3 separate regions of the Homo sapiens genome follow, and regions 2 and 3 are each linked to region 1. Evidence: chromatin loops called from intact Hi-C (ENCODE). Cell type or tissue: Calu3. All regions are shown on one strand.

Region 1 (2,500 bases):
TTGACTGTTACAACTTAATTATCTAGTATTTGGTTTTTTAAAAAAAAGTTCTTGAAAATCATGCTGTCATGTCTTTATAAAGATTCAAAACCAACATATTATTAGCAGGAATTTGACCTCCCTTCAAAACCATGTTGACAAAAATGATTATAAGACTACATTCTTCATTAAGATCACAATTAATGTATTTTGTGACTGCTGTCAGTCTTTTTTGTTTGCAGAAATGAATAGTTTCCCTTAAAAGGTAAATCTCAGGCGAAGTTAATACAAAGTGCTATACATGAAAGATTACTATCTATGCTGAATCAGGATGAAAGGAAAGGGATATGGAGACACTGAAATTATTTTGACATTAAAGTTGAAGTGGTGAGTCTTGCATAGTAGACAGTCCCTTTAAATGACTGTTTTTGATGAACTTGGTTACTCCCAGCACTGTGCTAGGGGGCATGGAGAGATACAAAAGGTGGGGTTAAATTGGGTGAAGTTTATTTATTGAGATTATTAAACCAAATCACCCCAGAGCCCCTAATGGTTGGCAGGTCTCTGAGATTATTTGAGGGTATATGAGACCTTGGAGCCAAGATAATCCCTGGGTGTCAGCACATTAGGATATGTAAGGTTTAGAGTTGTCTTTCAGATGAAATTGTTAAGCAAGGCTTGGAAACTTCATTGCAGTTTAACCAGAGAGTAGAAGTGTTTGTAGCAGCAGCAGCAATTTAGGATGTAAACAACTAGTGTGTTATGAATTCAGAACGAGGGTGTATTTCCTTTTCATTATTAAATCAATTACCTGAATGAAATCTTGGTTCGAGTACCTACCCCTCAAAATTCTGTATAAAAACCTTTGATGACAATCTAGTTAGTGCTATCGGCTACATATTGCACCAACTTGTGCTTCTTTTTTTCTCATACTACCATGTTTTTCTTTCCCTGTATGAAACCCTCTTGCTTATGAGAGACCTAGCAGAAATATTCCTCAGTTTCTTATTATGTAAAATGGCAATGATGAACAGTACCTAATACAAATAGTGTATGGATTAAATAAATTTGCTGTATCAGTTAGGATTAAATTCAGCCACAAGTGACAGACAACCCCAAATTATGGTGCCTTTAACCATTAGTTTATTTCTCTATCATGTAAGCAAAGTTCACAGGCACTTTAGTTTTGGGTGATTGTGTTAGCTTCTTGATCCTTAGGGACCCAGGCTGCTTCTGTCTCATTGCTTCACCATCTTTAACACATCTCAAAGTTGCCTATAAAACGTACACTTGCATCTCATTTGCCAATCCTTAGTTATATGGTTTCATCCAGTTGTTAGAGGTGCTGGGAAGCGCCCTCTTGATTTGGCACAGCCATTGGCATAGCTAAATGCTGGTTGTTCTATTCCTAAGGAAGAAGGACAGAATAAACACTGGGGGGCAGTCTCTGGCACGGTAACCTAGCATAGATTCTGACGGTAAGATGCTCTTCGATTGCTTTTTCAATTCTCTTCCTTCCCTCTTTCCCTCCTTTCAGCTATTTACACCTGGGATGGGTCTTTATGCTGAGGTTGGAAAGTGTTAAGCCTGAAAAGAGAGCTTTTTGGCAGTAAGAAAGGAATTCCTGTGGCCAGTTTTAGTTAATTTGTGACTGTAGAGGAAAATCTTGGCATAGATTAGTATCAAATCATGTGTTGTGCAAAGAGTGTCCAACGTGGACACAAAATGGTGTATTAGCATTTGCTTTTAAGTAGCTAATTATATTCTTAGCATTAAAATGTAGAAAACAAATACTTTTCAAGATTACTTCAGAAACTAGCATTGCTTAGTCTCATTGTAATTAATGTACAAAAAAGGGGGTTTCTTCTCTAAGATTTTTAGAAATGCATACACAGTTTTCCTTGTACAGAGAACATGTGTTCTCTTATGAAAATTTCCTGGTTAGGCTTTATTTTGACCATCTTTCACGTTTTGGCCTTATTTTCTTCTAACATCTTATGATGCAATGATTATGTTCCTCTCCCTTTTCACCTAAATTGAATAAATCAGAATCTCTTACCTTGAAGGTGAGAGAGAATTCCTGGAAGAATTATCTGAAAGCTGTGTGTGGGGCCTACACACAACTGGTGGTATTTTTCCCTCAAGGAAAAGGTGGAGATTTCACAAGAATGTAAAAGCCAAAGGAAAACTTGGAAAATCTAAGACCAGGGTCATGGTTCAGATTGTGTAAGACCACTGTGTAAACTCTGTGAAGGCAGAGACTTCTTCTGCCTTAAACCTGGCTGTATGTCTGGATTATGCTTGGTACATGACATGCTGTCAATAACAATATATGGTCTAAATGAATAAATGGTCACCAGGAATGGTGAGTGCTATGACTTAGCAGCATATGTGTGGGAGATATCGGGGTTTCATAGACTGAGAACTCAATAGAAGTCAAGTTGTGACTTCCAAAAAAATCTAGACATTAGATGCTAGAAGGAATTTGCTTTCTTAGGGCTAAAAATAAGGTTTACTCAGC
Region 2 (2,500 bases), 67 kb after region 1:
ATCTTTATCAATTGCTACTAATTCTTTCTTAGATTGTCAGTTTATTCTGAGTACTTCAATACTTTGTAAATCTTCCCAGGTCATGTTTGTGATAGAAGCTTGTATGGTAAACACACACACACACATACACACACACCATCTTTTTTTGTTGTCTCATTTTATACTTCCATAGTGATGAGATATCATGAACCATTTCAATTGTAATAATGGGCCTTCTCAGATATGACAAGACCTTAAATGTATTTTTCCTTCTAATCCAGGGAACTGGACTTTTTTTCTGTTTTTCATTTGTGTGTGTGTGTGTGTGTGTGTGTGTGTGTGTTTTCTAAAACACCAGAAGCTACTTTGTCTTCTTGTTAGCTGTAAGAAAGCCACCAAAGAAGTAGGATACAGTATATATCTGGCATTATTATCCTTGGTGTGCTCTACCAATCAAGTTGAAATTTACCTAAGCCCCAAAGATATCTCCATGGTTACCCTGCCAGTGCTGGGCCTCTTTGGCTTTAGGCTGATTTAGCATAAAATGAAAGATCTCTGGCGTTGCTAACTAGGTAGTTTTTCAGATTCTAGCTGTAGGTTTCATTTCTTTTTGAGTATTTTAGAATATAGCAACTGGACACTCTTTTATATAAAGACTGAGATTTGGCTTCTTTCCAATTATTCTGGGATCATCTCACAATGGTTATTGACAAAAAAGTACAGAACTATTCCATGAAAAGGCATCTTGCTTCTGGTTGTATCCGTCCTCAATATTACAATGTTCTGTGGCACACAATGGCAAATTCTTGGATTTAAGAGCAGAAAGGGTGTTAAAAGTCATCTAGTGCGTTAATGCCACTTTAGAGATGAATAAATAGAAAGGAATCAGGTTTACTTAGCTTTAAATGTTTTCACTAATAACTTTGTTCGTTCATTCATTCATTCATTCATTCATTCATTCATTCATTCATGGAACATGGAGAGCCCCTGCCCTGTGTGGATTCTGGAGCTACAAAGTATAAGCACAGCCCTAGCACTTGTGGACTCCCAGTCCATTGGAAGAGGAAGACTGACAAATATCCATTATACCGAGGGAAACGTTATATCATAAAGGCACATTCAAAACACTCTGAGGCCACACCTTTGATTGTAGATGAAGAGTTGACAGAGGAAGCAATAAACATTTCCTCATAAAAAATGAGTATCGGGCAGTTTAGGGAGAGAAGTCATCCTGGGCAAAACAAACAGAAGTCAGGAAAGAGCACAGTCACTTTGGAAAATGCTTAGTGTGTCAGTGAGACTGGCACATAGGACTTTACAGCGAGGAGTGGTAAGGAAAGGCTGAGTTCTCATGGCGCGGCAGCATTATTGCGGACAGCTCAGACAGCTAGGTATTCAGTGAGGACAAAAGGCGGGAGCTCCGTGAGTTGCTGTTGTCCTGAAATTAGTTCCAAGCTGGTTGATAAATAGCCACCGATCTGAAGCCCCTTCCAGTGTCCTTTTGTACCTCTAGACCTCCTCAGACCCAGTGATACAGCAATTAAAGTGTTTACACTTTGCAGGAAGCCTTTAGGATCCCCCCAGCACTAAGCCCAGTTGGATGGTGCTGATAATTATTATTATTGTTTTTTTGAGCACTTCTCCTCTTGTATGCCACAGTACAGAATTTGAACTTTATCCTATAGGGTGGGGCTTGGAAATTCAAATGCATCCAGGGGTCGGGCAGGCTACATAGAAATGAGTGAAGCGAGTGGATTGTAAACAACAGGGAGAGGTGAAGATTATATAGAGTTGGAAACATTCAAATTAATTTTTAAAAAACGCTATATCAACAAACATAAATGAGTAGTGATTTTGACAGCACCAGTGCTCAAACTTTGCAGTTTAAGTAACAGGGAATCATAATGGCTTTTTTTCTTTAAAACTAGGAGAATGATCAAAATTCATTTTTTACAAAATTTGCCATTTTGATGAACTGTCAATTTTTGTAAAAAATGAATTTTTTCATTTTCGTTTTGATGAACAGAGATTATAGAAACCAAGGGGATATGAGGCCAAGAATATGAGCTGTACTAATTTGAAGATTTGGACAAGAAGATGCTGGCTCAAATTCAGAGATTTTGGGTTGCATATGAAAACAAAGTTTTCTACCAAACATCACATATGCTCACTCAAAAGTGGGAGTTGAACAGTGAGAACACATGGACACAGGAAGGGGAACATCACACACCGGGGCCTGTGGGGGTGTGGGGGGCAAGGGGAGGGAGAGCATTAGGACAAATACCTAATGCATGTGGGGCTTAAAACCTAGATCCAGATTGATGGGTGCAGCAAATCACCATGGCACATGTATACCTATGTAACAAACCTGCACGTCTGCACATGTATCCCAGAACTGAAATAAAAAAAATTAAAAAATTCAGAACAACAACAACAAAAAACTCAAAGTTTTTTTGTGTGTAATAGAATGATGGAAGAATTATTAAGGAAAACATGTCATTTCTGGCTTAAAAAGTTTAAG
Region 3 (2,500 bases), 110 kb after region 1:
ATATCCAATGAAAAAACAGCCTTCTCATATCATACACACAATAAACTCAGACCCATAGACATAAATGTAAAAGTTAAAACAATAAAACTTTTAGAAAGAAACCTGAGAGTAAATCTTCATGACTTTGGGTTATGCAAAGCCATATTAGATATAACACTAAAAGCACAAGTGACAAAACAAAAAATTAGATATATTGGATGTTATTGAAATTCAGAATTTTTGTGCTGAAAATGATACGATGAGCAAAGTGAAAAGACAACCTAAAGAATGAGGGAAAGCACTTGCAAATTTTATATCTAGTAAGGGACATGCATCAAGAATGTGTAAAGAGTTATTACAGCTAAATAATAAAAAGCCCAATTAAAATGGGCAGAGAACTTGAATATGTCTATTTTTCTAAAGAAGATATACAAATGACCAATAAGTATATGAAAAAATACTCAACATTCTTAGCTATCAGAGCAAAGCAGATTGAAACCACTATGAGGTGCCACCTTGTACCCACCAGCAAGGCTGTAATAAAAAAGACAGATAATAACAAGTGTTGGTGAGGATGTGGAAAAATTGGAACCTTAATATACTGCTGGTGGGAATGTTAAATTGTTTAGCCCCTTTGGAAAATAGTATAGCAGTTCATCAACAGATTAAACATAGAGTTACCATAGAACCCAGCAGTGCCACTCCTAGGCATAAATTCAAGAGAAATGAAAACATATGTTCAAACAAAATCCTGTACATGAATATTCATAGTACCATCAGTCATAATAGCTGAAAAATGAACACAACCCAAATGTCCATCAACTGATGAATGCATCAACAAAATGTAGTCTATTCATCAAATGGAATATTACTTGGCTGTAAAAAGAATGAACTACTGACATATGCTACAACATGGGTGAAGCTTGGCAACATGCAAATGAAAGAAGTCAGTAACAAGAGGCCACATATTATATGACTCTTTTTTATATGCAATGTCCACAATAGGCCATTCCATATAGGCAGGAAGTAGATTATGCTGACTAGGGCTGAGGGGATGGGGGGATTCCAGGGGTGGGGGAGAATGGGTTGGTGACAGGTAGTAGATATGAGGTTTCCTTTTCGTGTGGTGAAAATGTGCTAAAATTGATTGTGATGGTTGCATAAGTCTGTACAACATTGTACTGTATACTTAAAATTGGTGAATTGTTATGTGATTATATATCAATAAAGCTGTTTTTTAAAAAAGGCTTCCTCACAAACAAAACAAAAACTGTTCCAGTTGATCTTCCAGAAAATGACAAAAGTTTTTCTGTCTGAGGGTGGATTTGACTGAGTGTCCTACCCCGAAAGCTTCTTAGTTTGCCTTGTGGCTTTGGTGTGACAGACAGTATTGTCTTTGAAGTGACCTTAAGTATTTACATATGTCCTCTGTTTTTCTGGTGCATTGGAAGGGTAATTTTTGAGTATGAAGGGTCAAATCTTCTGGGCACAGCTTGCCTCAAGAGCTCTGGTAGGTTCTTGTATGAAGGTTCTTTAACATGTTGCTAGACTCCCCTTAAATCCAATTTGGATCATGACCAGTTTTAGCATATATTCCAGAACTCAGCATGCAGCAGTTCCAAGGGCATGTAGCCCAGTTGTTTAGTATCTTATTTTTGAAAGTATGAATTCTTTCTATTTGTGCTGTGTACTGCTTTGATTTTTACTTTGTCCTAATTATTTGGTCAGACTATTCTCTTAATCTTTTTACCATTTTATAATAGCTCTTAAGAATGTTGAATCCACTTAAGAGAAAAAGAACATGAAGATAAAGGTTGGATACAATACGGGAAGAAAATAATGAAGGAATATATATTTAATTCCATCAAAGAGACATATATCAATTTCCAGGTTTAGGGAAGAGAAGTGAAAATAGACTAATAAAAACTAAATTTGATTAACAGGGTTTCACTGTTGTGCACAGAGCTCTTGCTTACCAATGGGTGTTGTTCCACGCATTGCTTTGTAAGCTATTTGGAACTTGAAAGACACTTTCCTATAAAAGTTGGGGCTAAAATCCAGAGCACAAAAGCCCATTTAATCTGAATTTCATGTATATCTGAATTTCAAGGTGAAGAGTCCTATAAAGACTAATGAAATATATAATTGATTCATTCAACAGATCCGTATTAAGCACCCATTGTGCTGGTTATGGTGATAGATGCTTTTCCATGTTAGATGCTCTTAGAATTCCTACTCCTCCAACTACAGTAGGATGGGGCTAATTAATTACTGCCTTCATTCAATAAATATTTATCGAGCAGCTGCTGTTGGGCTGACACTGTGCAAGCTATGTAGGCTCTGAGGATGCAGAGAGAGGGATCCTGCTTCTACTTTTAAGGAGCTGTCAGTCTGGTCAGGGGAATATTACAAGTAAAGGGAGAGCTTCAGATTATTTTGGTAAGTGCTTCCATAGGGGTAAGCACAGGGCGTAGGAGGAATGAAAATGAGGGAAAGGAACCCAAGCTGAGATTTGTTTTCT

The links. Hi-C counts contacts between places; a loop is a spot of excess contacts. Peaks named below come from ENCODE experiments on the same cell type or tissue, not always from the same donor. Only the 100,000 strongest peaks of a DNase experiment are listed, where the experiment ranks them.
Region 2: a loop joins it to region 1, with 2.4 times the contacts of the local background. A loop is called at or near these places in 3 of 110 quality-filtered maps.
Region 3: it touches region 1 in a loop (2.0-fold over the local background); 3 of 110 quality-filtered maps call a loop at or near these places.

Annotation. Positions count from the first base shown.
Region 1 is chr14:61,923,735-61,926,234 of GRCh38, forward strand. All of the region lies in intron 1 of SYT16 (synaptotagmin 16), which reads left to right. Among named protein-coding and RNA genes, the nearest start is that of SYT16, 110 kb to the left of the region's middle. In Calu3, no CTCF peak of the experiment used is centred here; a DNase peak (open chromatin) is centred at 1,427.
Region 2 is chr14:61,991,042-61,993,541 of GRCh38, forward strand. The region is part of intron 2 of SYT16 (synaptotagmin 16); the gene reads left to right. Among named protein-coding and RNA genes, the nearest start is that of LINC00644, 150 kb to the right of the region's middle. In Calu3, no CTCF peak of the experiment used is centred here; no DNase peak of the experiment used is centred here.
Region 3 is chr14:62,033,664-62,036,163 of GRCh38, forward strand. The region is part of intron 3 of SYT16 (synaptotagmin 16); the gene reads left to right. Among named protein-coding and RNA genes, the nearest start is that of LINC00644, 110 kb to the right of the region's middle. In Calu3, no CTCF peak of the experiment used is centred here; no DNase peak of the experiment used is centred here.